Linked DNA regions of Homo sapiens: region 1 is linked to region 2. A link is a contact called in ENCODE Hi-C or POLR2A ChIA-PET data. All regions are on one chromosome and are shown on one strand. Each heading gives the region's core, a stretch centred on a gene start or an enhancer-like site at or near the end of the contact. The rest is flanking DNA. Distances are from core to core; before and after follow the strand shown.

Region 1 (6,348 bases), core at 677-3,176, 8.5 Mb after region 2:
GCCGTGAATGTAAAAGCTTCTGCTTTAGGTTTGGGGCCTAAAACCCTGGATTTGTTTCCAGACAAGACTGATACGTTAGGTTGATTTTTTTTTCTTCCACACAAGTAAACTTGATACATGCTATTAAATTGGGCTACATTTCAATAGTTCCCATAGCAATTCATAATTTTATATACAACTGATTTGCTTCCAGCTTTGTTTTAACCTAGGAGAGGTAGGTGAGGGAGGAAAGGGGCAAGCACAAGCCTAAGGTTGTTGTTTTTAACTGCAAGTGCAAAACATAAGCCAATTTTCTTCAAAATACTAAGCTGCATTTTGTTCCATCTTCGTTTTCAACAAGACTTCATGTGATATCAACACCTAAGGACCTGTATAGGGCACTTCCAATCGGGAGGGGTAGGTTTCTGCTCCCCTAAGAAAAAGGGTGTTCCTGGGGTTCCCTTCTCTTACCCTCCCGGTTGCTTTTACTAAAATATATTGATGGCAAACTTGGGCCCCTTGTCCTTTTGTCCCCCTAGACAATCTCTGGCCTAATTTTGATTACTCCTCCCCCTGTGTATCCCTGCTCTCTCTTAATTAGAAATCATACCTCAGAATCGTGCCTCTCTTCCCCCCTTGTAAGAGGAGAACGCCTGACCCACCACCTGGAGAACAATGTAACCCAACTCCGAGTCCATGGATTCCTCTACCCAAGCCCCAAGATTTATCTCCCAGGGAAATCAGAAAGCCAGTTCTGTCCTGTCATCCCGGATTCCCTCAAGGTGTCCTGCTCCTGGTCTAGGATTACCAGCTCCTTTCTACCCTGGGGCATTCTACTCACCTTCCTTTTCCAAGAATCTCGCCCCTCACCCTCGGACCCTTCACCGCGACCCCCGCGCCCACCCGGAGCAGCACAACAGGCGGCGAGTGGCCTCCGAGGGCAGAGCCCGCGAGGGCGGGGGTCGGGGGCGGGTCGAGAGCGGCGCAGCGGCGGCCGGCCACGTCGGGTCAGTGCCCCACTCCCACCGCAGGACACACGCCCAGTACCTTTGTAGTGCACCCGCAGGTTGTTCTGAGAGAGGCCGATGTAGCTGAACTTGTCCTTCGGGCTCCAGGACCGAGGCAGCGGCGTCTCTTGTTCGTCCACGGCCGGGTAGAGACGCTTCAGCCGCCGCTGCAACTCCTTCTCCTGCTCGTTCAGGGCCGAGTCCCCGTGAGGGAAGGGGGCCGCGGCGCTGCTGCCCGCCACCAGAGCTGGGGTCGGGGCTCCTCCAGCCGGGCCGGGGCCCGCTGCAAGGCCCGGGGGAGCGGGCGGCCCGCTGGCGGGGGCAGCCGCTGAGGCAGGGGGAGGCGGGGGCGGCGGCGGGGGCGGCGGGGCCGCGGTGGCCGGGGGCGGCGGCGGCGGAGGGTGGAGGAGCAGGGCGGCCGCCGCGGCCCCTAAGCCTTCGCCGCCCGCACCGCCGCCGGGCGAGCCGGCCGGAGAAGAGCCGGCGCTGACGGCCGGGGGCGCCGGCAGGACGACTCCGGAGACTGGGGCCAAGGCCGCCGGCGGTGGCGGCGACAGCTGCTGCTGCTGTTGCTGCTGCTGCGGCGGCGGCGGCGGCGGCTGCCCGGACATCCCGGCCGCGACTCAGCCTGCGGCCACCTCCACCTCTTCTCTCCTTCCTCCTCTGCTTCCCGGGGGCGCTGTCGCTGCGGCCGCCGGCACCAGGCGCCCAGTCCGCCCGCCCCGGAAGCAGGCGGCGGGCCGCGCGCCCAGGGAGACCGCGGCGGTTGAGGAGCTCGGAGACGCGGGAGTAGGCGGCGGGCCCGGGAGGCCGGGAGAGAACGTTGGCCGGAGCGCGGGCGCGCGGCCCGGGGACGAGGCGCCGAGGGCGGGGGCGACGCGGGAGCGCGGGAGGGGAAGGCGCGCTGGCGGCCGCCGCGGCCGCTGCTCTCGCGGCTGTTTCCCGGCGGGCGGGCCGGGCCGGCGCGAGACGCTGCGCGCGGGCGGCGCTAGGCGAGGGGGCGGGACGGAGGCGCGAGAGAGGCGCGAGCGGTGCGAGGGGGCGGGCCGCGGGGCTCCCGGCTGTGCGCCGCGAGGCGTCCTCCCGGGCCCGCCAGTCGCTCGTGGGCAGGATCGCTGGGCTCCCGGCGCCGCAGGTCCCTTCGGAGGTGTCCGCCTCCTCTCCCTTGGCGGCCGCCGTCGCCCCCCTCGCCGGCGAATCCCCTCCCACTTGACTTCTTTTTGTTGTCGTCGCCCCACCTCCCCACCGTAGGGCTCCTCGGAGCCGAGGCGCCGCTTCTCGTCCAGGCGAGAGTAATCGAGCCCCGCTGGGGCCGCCGCGAGCCCAGGCCCCGGGGCGCTCTAGGACCCGTCGGCCCGGGGCGTGCGGAGCGGCTCAGGCTCCCCGCGCAGTGCTGCTAGCTCTCGCCTCAGTCCCGTTCCCGTTTGCCGCCTCCCTCCAAAGAGGAACGCATTGCCTTTGGTACTTCAGTGTTTAATTCCGTAGCATTGACCATATGGGCAGTAGAAACCACTTCTGAAGGCAGTCTCCCACTTAGAATAGTGACTGTTTCATTAATTAATTTTACGAGGACTCACAGTGAACTTAACAGTGGTAGAAGATGTCATTAATAAAGACCGGCATATCTTCAAAAAGCAGGAGCAGGCACTGTATGAATACAAGATTATAGTGTGTGTTTAGGAAGGGCTTCTAGAGACGTCAGAACATTTTATAGACTCGTTAATTTTCATAACAGGGTTCTTAGGTAACAGAAAATTATGCCCATTTTTAAAACAAGGAAATATTTACCGAGATCAGCAGAGTCAAAAATAGGACTTCCTACTTTGCAATTCCCAATAGAATGCTTCGTCGACTAATTTGGCACAACTTGCCAAGTGTTGCTCTCTGACCCATCATAACATTACTACTTTGTTTTCACCACTTCCCTTTGTTTAGCTTATCCCTCCCTAGCTGGCAAAATCAGGCTTTGCATATGTAAATTGTGTGATGTAAATTCTGATATTTTGTTTGCTTCCAAAGATATGATGGTAATCATTTGGTCAAATAAGAAATGTTTTGCCGAAGAGAAAATTATTTCGTTTTGAAGAAGGTAGGCCAAAGGTGATTTAATTTAAGGCCAAGATTATCTGGCCAGAACAAATAACAGAGTCATTCGGCCTAATTTCTCCCTCAGTTACCCAGACAACTAGATGTTCTGTTGTACTTTTATTATTATTATTATTATTGTTTTGTCGCCCAGGCTGGAGTGCAGTTGTGTGGTCTCAGCTCACTACAACTTCCGCCTCCCGGGTTCAAGCGATTCTCCTGCCTCAGCCTCCCAAGTAGCTGGGACTACAGGCATGTGCTCACACCCAGCTAATTTTTGTACTTGTAGTGGAGACGGGGTTTCACCATGTTGGCCAGGCTGGTCTCGAACTCCCGACCTCAAGTGATCTACCCGCCTCAGCCTCCCAAAGTGCTGGGATTACAGGCGTGAGCCACCATGCCTGGCCTCTGTTGTAGTTTGATAGAAATATCCATTAATTTTAACCTGTTGTTTGATGACTTTTTTTAAACCACTGCACTTTGAATCACATGATGTCACTGTATTTACAGTGTTCTAACACTTTCATTTATATTACAGTAACAATGAGTTCAATGTAAGCCAAGCTCTATTTAAATGTACGATAGCCATGTTAGAATAAATGGGCTCCAGACGTCATTAAACTTTCTTGAAACACTTTTGAAGATGTACTTTTTTTCTGTCAGCACACTTAGGAACTATCTAGAACTTTCCGTATCTTAGGAACAGCTGAAGGAATAGAATTGTCTAACATTTTGTTGGAAGCATTTTATAAGGGGGACTGGTGGTTCTCCATCAAGAAATTAATGATTTCAGTTGTGGGGGAGGATGCTGTGAAATGAGTACTTTCTCATATAGAAGGAGATAGAGAACATTGATAACGTCCTTTTGGAAAGCTACATACTTGGTTATATTTATAAGGAGACATAAAGGAGTTCATACCTTTTGACTTATCTATCAAAAAGCCAAACAACACAATCTAAATATGAAAATACTTTAGGCTGAAAAATGTTCCACAAGAAGTATTAATGGTAGATTAAATATAGAAGCAAATCAAATGCCCAACCGGAAGAGACTAGAAGAAATTCTAGTCACATGTGAAATTCTAATCACATACCCCACTCAGTGGAGTTATGCTACAGGAGCACATATAGCACATTCGTGCCATTTTTTTTTAAGGTATCCCTTCTGGGCAGTGGAAGTGCCAAAAGAGGTCAACCAATTAGAAAAAGGCACCCCTTCCTCTTGACTTAGTGGATCCTGGGCCCACCTTCAGACCCACTCTCTCCAGGCTTCTTGCACAGGCACAGCCTGAAACAAATATTTTATGGCCTCTTAAAAATATGTTATTGAAGACATAGAAAAATGATTATGATATGCTAAATGAAAAGAGGCAATACGATAATTATAGCACTGCCAAAATCATTACCAAAAAGACATGAAGGAAAAATTGTAAAATGTTTCCATAATGGACAATTATAATGCATTATTAAAAGTAATGTACTTTTATTATGAAAATAATAGAATTGTACATAGATATGTAAATAGTAAAAATCCATTAGCCATGAACATATCCACACCCTTCTTGAACCTATGTTTTCAGTCTTTACCATGTATTGCTCTAATATTACCCAGTATCTGTATCTGCTGGGTTTCTCAGTATCGAACAATAGGAACCAATTCTGGCTCTCTTAAGCAAAAAAGGAACTTACTGGAAAGATATTAGATGGTTCTCAGAATTGACCAGAAGGCTGGACAAGCAGGCCTGAAAACTGACAATGGCCAAAGGAGGAGAGGCTGCATAAATAGACTGGCCTGGACCCCAGCACTGATCACAGAAATCACTGCCAGATGTCACCTTCAACACCTGGACTCTTATCTCTCTGACCTCCAGCCTTTACACCACTCACTCAAGTTTCAAAGTCACCAAGCCTAGATTGTGTGCCCATGCCAGAATACACCAGCAAGCAGAGATTCCCAGGTTATCCAGTGACTGGGTTACAGAGATGCTACGTTATTGATAACTTCAGCTCAGGGTGGGCCTTGAGTGGTTACAGCCACCAGAACTGGTCCCTTCCAACAGTGAGCAGTCTTGTGCATTCAGAGTACCATACACATCTTATTTTCTGTGCATGGCATAACATGAAAATGTTTAGGACACATTGCCCTAGTGGAAAAGGGCCACTGGTGCCCACAGTAGAGGATTTTCCATACTAGGAAAGATACTAGGAAAGAGGTAAGATGCTGACCAGCCTGTTTCAGTCAATGCCCATGACAGTATCCTTCTGAGTACTGGAAAATGTTATGGCAATGTGTGCCAAGATCTATAGTATGGTTTTAGGGTCTGGATTAGTTATCTATGGCTGCAGAATAAATAATCCTCAAATTTAGTGGCTTAAAATAACGTTTATTATCACACATTTTCTGTGGGTCAGGAATCTGGCACAACTTCACTGGATCCTCTGCTTCAGGGTCTCTCATGAGCATTAAAGGTGTCAGTTGGGGTTGCAGTCATCTCAAGACTTGACTGGGGAAGAATCCACTTTCACACTCACTGATGTGGTTATCACACTCATTGATGCAGTTCCTTGAGGGCTGCTGGACTAAGGGATTCAGTTTCTTGTTGGCTATTGGCCAGAAGTGGCCCATGATGCCTTGCCACATGGGCACCTTCAACATGGCAGCTTGCTTCATGAAAGCATGCAAGCCAAGGCAATCGTGGCAAGACAAAAGTTACAGTGTTTTGTAACCCAACCACGGAAGTGACATCCCATCACTTTTGCCATATGTTTGTTAGAAGTGAGTCATCAGTTTCATCCCATATTCAAGGGGAGGGGATTACACAAGGCTATGAACACAAGAAGGTGAGGATCATTGAAGGCCGTCTTTGGAAACTGACTCATACAGGGTCCTTGTAACTTCCAGTGACCCTGGGGAACTGCACTTGCCACATTCACATCAAATATGGATTCTAGACCAGGGATCAGCAAACTTTTTCTGTAACAGGTTAGATAGTGAATATTTTAGGCTCTGCGGAACATAGTTACCTGTCGCAACTACTCAATTTTGCCATTGTAAATGAAAGTAACCATAGATGATACATAAACAAACGGGCATGGCTGTGATCCCGCAAAACTTTATTTACAAACATAGGGAGCAGCCTGGATTTGCCCTACAGGCTTCAGTTTGTGATTCCTGTTCCAGACTATTACATCAACGTTCCTTATAAACCATTCTCAACACTAAAAATGAAAGCCAAGTCACTAGCAATGAAATCCTAGGAGTCAACAAATTCATTTT
Region 2 (6,376 bases), core at 1,297-3,796:
ACAAATAGTACCTACCTCACAAGATTATTGTCAAAACAAATGTGTTAATAGACATGAAGAACATAAGATAGCAGTGGCACACAGAATTGATAGTGGATGTTGTGTTGCTATTGATTTGCCATCAGTGACAAACAGCTGCAGAGATTAGAGAGGAGGGAAGGGACTTTTCCTGAAATTCACAAGACACAGCCTTAATGTAAAAGGACGTATTTTTATAACAAGTAAGTTTATCTAGGGAGGTAATAGCAGGAATGTCGGTTTTTAGGTCTATGATCTCAGGTAACAGTATAAAATGATTATCAGATTCCTTTGGATAATATATTTATATTTGGATAGTAAATTTAGCTTAAAAGTATATGCTTAAGGTATAATTTGATCAATTATTTTCTGAATGCATATGATCTTACAGTTGCCCATACTGAAACCCATTTTCAATTTTCTGCCTTTCAGGTAGAGTCTTGAATGATTTTCCTAAAGTTTGAATGATTTTCCTGTTGAGTTTCGTGAATGATTTTCCTGTTCAGTTGGCAATTACTCATTTGAAAACGCTTGGGCCTCATTTGCTCATAAATCATTTCCAAAGAGAATTTCAGAAATGGAAGGGTCCTTAGAGATTGTCTAGTCCAACAGTCTATTTCATAAACAAGAAAACTGAAATACAGAGATTGAGAGACTTGTCCAAGTTAGTCTTCGAGGGCTCCACCTTGACTTTCTTACATGCTCTCACATAAACCCTCTCCCTGCCACTTTCCTTAGTGTGTGAACTGCCTGCTGATTCCAAGTCCTTGTGTATCCTGAGTAAGCTTTAATGACAAACTATTTTACTCCAGACTATGGTGAAATCAAATGGTTTCTATTTATTTAACTTGCATATTTCATGTGTTTCCTCAACAGACTTGGTTAAGTACTTGGTGCTAGGTGTTTGGTTAATTCTTGCTAAAATTCCACCAGTATGCTTATTATTACACTCTTTATTCTCCAAAGTCAAAGTCATTAAGTAAAATCATTCTCTCCCGTGAAATTTAACCACTTAACTGGGTGGATACAACCTCAGTGGTATGACCCAGATGCTGTTTTCAAATTTGCAGCATGAGTATATTTTCCAGGCGGGTTTCTAAAAATTTGAGAGTCATTGCTTAAGAGGCTTAGCGTTCCTGTCCTCTGACAGAGGTTGTACTGGGCAGACCCATCTCAGGGCCTGCCAGCTCACACACGTGCTGGAGGGGGGCCTACCTAACCAGGTGTGTTCCAAGGGTAGGCTCTGCTCTTATGACATCCAATCCACAGTCTGGCCAGTCACCTAAGTGAGGCTTGAGGTAAAGAGATGAGTTGATCCAACCAGATTCTTTCTCATGGGAATATGGCTCAAACTCAGAGAGAGACAGGTAGTTAGTAAAAACAAAACAAAACAAAAAACAAATCTAAAAAAAAATGCAGAGAGAGAATCCATAAGAAAATGATGGGTCAGAACCAGCAACACTGTGAAAGCAGAGGCTCTGAATTAGAAAAAACATACAAAGAGTAACAATAAAAGACTCATAGGCAAATAGGGGAGTGGGGAGGCGTGAGAAAAAGTGAATGTGTTATATTAAAGATGTGAGTTTAGGCCCTCAATATCCTGCTGTCAAGGTCCAGTAAGCGGGATCTCTGTCTGGTGAGCCAGGAGAAACTGAGGTTTCAGCTCCAAAGCTTGTGAGACCCTTTTTCCTTTTCCGCTACGCATTTCCACCATACCCTAAATAGAATGGATTCTTGCAACCAAAAGAACTCATTACGACACCTAGGAAATTTTAGGGAGGTGCTAGAGTGTGCCTTCAGCTTTGTCGCAGTGTACTACTCACTGGCCACTTCCACTCTCAACTCTTCCAGTGCTCAAGGGAAGTTTTACATATGCAACACACTGGCCTTAACTTCACAAATGACTGATTTCCATCCCTTTTTTCTCTTCTGCAGAAACATAACACTAATCATGCTCCTAGAATAACTACCAAGATAGCCTTTAGGGGGAAAACGTCACAAGACATGAACGTCTCCCCTGGTAGAAAGAAAGGCTCCTCCCCGAGGTCTCAGAGGCCACACCTGTAGGCAGGAGCACGCTTTTCGATGGCGGAGCCCGGTCCTTGCCTCGCAGCCGCCGGCAAACCACGGTGGCTCCCAGTCCCCGGGGATATTCCGCGTCAGCCCGCACCCCCGGTCCCCGGCCCCTGGCCCCCCGCCCCCGGCCCCCGGTGCCCGCTGGGTCACCTGTAATTGTAGGCGCTGAAACGCTTGCTCTCTCTCAGCATCGCCCGGTACAGAGATAACACTTGTGCGCGACTGGAGGCTGCCATTTTGGAAAGAAAAAAAAATAAACGGGTCCTCTTCGCCGAGGTCCCAAGTACGACCCAACCCACGAAACTCCAGCCTGTGCGGAAACCACGAACGAAATAAAATGCTGCGGCTCGGCTTTGCCAGCGGGCCGGGCCTAAGCCTAAGCGGGCAGCCCTGCGGATCGCGGACGGCGCCAGGCGTCCCGCGCCGCTTCGGGGGCGGGCGCAGGCAGGGCTCGGGGCAGCTAAGGGGGCGGTGCTGGGAGGGAGATGCCTCCGCCCCGCCCCGATCCCGCCCCCGCCCGGAGGCTCGGGACCCAGCAGCCGCTCCACGCGGCGGGAGGGCGGGGAAATAAGAGGACTGGCCGCCCGTGCATCCAGCCAAGCTCCTGGCGGACGGATATCGGAGGCCCAGGCATTCGAGGGACGTGCAGTTGCATCACGGAGAGCCTTTGGGAACCGTCTGGGGTCTTGGCGGAGACATTTGTGTTTCGGGGGCAGCGCCCCTTCCTACATCCAGGAGGCCGCGTTGCCCGGGTTACCGAAGGCCGCCGCACCGACGCCCCGCCCCTGACCGCCGATGCCCCTCCCACGCCGGCTGCGGTCGCCCTCGGCGCTGCCTGAGAGAGTTTGCGGGATTTCAAGGGTGACTTGATTTCGCCTGATCCTGGTCGGCAGGGTGGGGTTTCTTGGCATTCCTCAGGCCGGGGGATGCGACGTCTGGGTGTGGAGGTGATGAGCTAGGGGTTCTGTGGCACTCCGGCTCTGCTCAGGGCGACCTGCGTAGGGGCCTCTGGGGCAGGCCCGCTTTCTGTCAAAATGGCAGCGCCCAGCGTGCGCGGGTATCTCTGAAGTTGGGGTTTAAGATTCTTGCCCGTGAGAGCGAACGAGCCTGCCGTACTTCTGATTTTGAAACACCTGGGTCTGGGCTTCCCGGGCGAGCGGTGGGTGAGTGCCGGCCTCATTGCAGCCTGGGGTACGACGTGGGCGGTTGGTGTTGTAGGGGGTTTACATTGGCCGTGGATTTTTTCCTCTTTCCGGATGTGTTTTTGCTTTTGAGTGAAGAGTTCCCGTGGTTTTGTAACCTAATAAATGCATAAAATGCAGCTTGGGTTGTAGACTTTGGAGAATAATTAGAGACCTTTAGGGCTTTAGGCTTTCTCCAAGAAGCGGAGCAAGTTTTCAACCATGGCTTTCTTCAGAAGACTGCAGCTTTTTTGAATCATCTTATTAAAGTGGTGGATAAAGTTGCTTGTTCTGATCTTTGAGCATGGCACTGGACGCAGGAAGCTTCAGCCAGTCCTAGTTACTGTGTTTGCAAAGCACTTTTCTTGTTTTTGGAATCTTGCTTTATGTAATCAACCTTAGGAAGAACCACACCTTTCTGCACTCAAGCACAGCGAGAAGTACGTTATGCGTGAAAACAAAACAACTTTGCATTAAAATCCATCTTTCTCCGAACCACTTGGTCACGGTTGTGTTCTCATCTGCTTTAGTGTATTTGGTTTTGAAACGATATACCTGCTGTATGTCTAAACAACTTTATATTTTCAGGAACTTTTCTGTTTCCTTTTCTTTTTTTTGAGATGGAGTCTCGCTCTGTCGCCCAGGCTGGAGTGCAGTGGCGGGATCTCGGGCTCACTGCAACCTATGCCTCCCAGGTTCAAGCCATTCTCCTGCCTCAGCCTCCTGAGTGGCTGGGATTACAGGCGCGCGCTACCTCGCCCAGCTAATTTTTGTATTTTTAGTAGAGACAGGGTTTCACCATGTTGGTCAGGCTGGTCTCGAACTCCTGACCTCAGGCAATCCGCCCGCCTCGGCCTCCCAAAATGCTGGGATTACAGGTGTGAGTCATCACGCCCAGCCTCTATTTTCAGGAACTTTAAAGGCAGAAAAAACACTTCTCTGACCTTACCATTCTTTAGTGTACTTGCAACCTGGTGTCCTTGCATCCAGATATTCTTACTAATCCTGATGCAATGACATTTTTTAAAAGGCACTGAAGAGAAAATACTTTTATTAAGATATCTTTAAGTCTCCTCCCTGATTTCTTGAAAATCTCATGTCTGTTATTGTTTATTATTATTTTTTAAACAGGATAGCAAAACTTCTATTACTTCCTGGTTGGTCAGGTCATTGAGCAAATCTAGCCTCTGCTTTATTGAAAGGACTTTTTTGAGTTTTCCCTTTGCTATTTCTTAAAGGATCCAAGACCAAGGCAATTGCACATTGTTATAGAGTAAGATTCAGAGCTGATTTCTCTTGATACACTATTGTGTGCCAGTGATATGAAATGATATGCGGCACCTCAAAGCTACAACATTAATGCAAGTTACTGATAGAGAATGCTATCAGAGTGAAAAGGAAAAACTTGAAGATTATTTTGGCTTTTTTAAAAATAGCAAAGATTACATTATTTTATTATATTTTGCTTTTGAGAGTAAAGTTGGAATAATTACTATATACAATTGTTTCTACCTAATTATCAAGGAATTTAATCATTAACGTACATAATTAATGTATCTAAATTACTCAACTTTGTTGTAATCAAATAAAACTTTTCCAAATAAATATGTATAGTTTAAATAGTTTGGGTAGCTTAGTCCTCTGTTAGTACGAGCAATGGTTGCAGTTAGGAAAGTGATAGGCTTCCCAGTTAATTCTGAGCCAAGTCTTCATAAAAATACCTTATTATTTTATTTAAAATGGTTTACCAATGTGTTGGACATCATTGCCTGGAGAGGCTAAAAGAAAATAATCATTCCGTAGCTACATCTCACTTTTGCACATCTTCATTGCGGAGATGACTTAAAAAAAATAACTCGATTTGAGATTGTAAGTAGATTTGGGCCAGAAGCTGAAGAATGGACCTTACACATACGTCCTTTAATAGTCATTCTATTCTGGGTTGAAATTTTTCTTAGAGAGTATCTGTAAAACAGGAGGTACCATTTAGGCATCAAAACGTAAAAATTTCTTTAGTATTCATTTATCAAAAGTTATCGACTACCTGTAGTTCTTTATGGAAGATCATGTGTTACCTTCTATTAAAATTAGGGTTGTTAATGACCACTTAATGCTTTGTGAAGAGAAATTTCTCTAATCATAATAAACAGTGTAACAACAATTTACTGTCCTTAAGCTTAAATATCAAAATGATGTATAAAGTAAAATTTGTATAGTAGTAGTAACTTACGATATTATTTAGAAATTGTTCAGCTGGGCATGGTGGCTCACACCTGTAATCCCAGCACTTTGGGAGGTTGAGGCAGGTGGATTGCTTGAGCCCAGGAGTTTGAGACCAGCCTGGGCAACATGGCAAAACCCCATCTATACAAAAAATACATCATAGCGAAACCTCACCTCTACACAAAAAATACAAAAATTAACTGGGTGTGGTGGCATGTGCCTGTAGTCCCAGCTACTTGGGAGGCTGAGGTGGGAGGATTGCTTGAGCCCTGGAGGTTGAGGCTGCATTGAGCCATGATCACATTACTGCTCTGTAGCCTGGGCAACAGAGTGAGACCCTGTCTACCAAAAAGAAAAAACAACAACAACAACAAAAAGAAATTATTCTATTCTACACCACACATGAATCCAAGTATTATACATTGATCCTTCATTTTAATAGAACACGAAGGGGAAGGGGGAAGACCTTAGATATCAACTCATTCATTTGTACAGATGAACAAACTGAAGACTTTTTCCTCATTCGTTCATTCCTTCAGCATTTATTGAACACTTCCTAAGTACTATAGGTTATGGTTTTTCTTTTCTTTTTTCTTTTTTTTTTTTTTTGAGACAGAGTTTCACTCTTGTTTCTCAGGCTGGAGTGCAATGGTGCAATCTCGTCCGGCTAATTTTTTGTATTTTTAGTAGAGATGGAGTTTCACCATGTTGTCCAGGCTTTTCTTGAACTCCTGACCTCAGGTGATCCAGCTGCCTTGGCCTCCCAAAGTGTGGGGATTACAGGCGTGAGCCACCGCGCCCGGCCCATAAGTACCATATATTATATAAGATGATATAGTCACAGTGATGAGAGCTTCCCCACCCCTAAGAAACTTGTA

The links. Hi-C counts contacts between places; a loop is a spot of excess contacts on that map. ChIA-PET counts read pairs that join two places held with the same protein, here RNA polymerase II (POLR2A). Pooled maps may share reads with other maps.
Region 1: a loop to region 2 is called in a map of naive thymus-derived CD4-positive, alpha-beta T cell, with 16 times the contacts of the local background. The contact joins the promoter of RANBP9 here to the promoter of LYRM4 in region 2. A Hi-C loop is called at or near these places in 1 of 168 maps with a recorded cell type or tissue (naive thymus-derived CD4-positive, alpha-beta T cell) and 5 of 50 pooled maps. POLR2A ChIA-PET finds 5 or more read pairs at or near these places in 1 of 52 experiments (activated T-cell).

Annotation. Positions count from the first base shown.
Region 1 is chr6:13,709,909-13,716,256 of GRCh38, forward strand. RANBP9 (RAN binding protein 9) reads right to left here and starts at 1,927. Exons shown (of 14, transcript NM_005493.3): 1 at 1,027-1,927. The coding sequence starts at 1,597. It overlaps LOC124901264 (a long non-coding RNA gene), which reads right to left and starts at 2,846. Exons shown (of 2, transcript XR_007059462.1): 1 at 2,775-2,846; 2 at 2,444-2,633. RefSeq lists silencers at 872-991, 1,252-1,301, 1,382-1,501, 1,662-2,431 and an enhancer at 5,689-5,983.
Region 2 is chr6:5,258,404-5,264,779 of GRCh38, forward strand. It overlaps LYRM4 (LYR motif containing 4), which reads right to left and starts at 2,547. Exons shown (of 3, transcript NM_020408.6): 1 at 2,245-2,547. The coding sequence starts at 2,330. It overlaps FARS2 (phenylalanyl-tRNA synthetase 2, mitochondrial), which reads left to right and starts at 3,110. Exons shown (of 7, transcript NM_006567.5): 1 at 3,110-3,257. RefSeq lists an enhancer at 1,778-1,827 and silencers at 2,038-2,347, 2,408-2,627.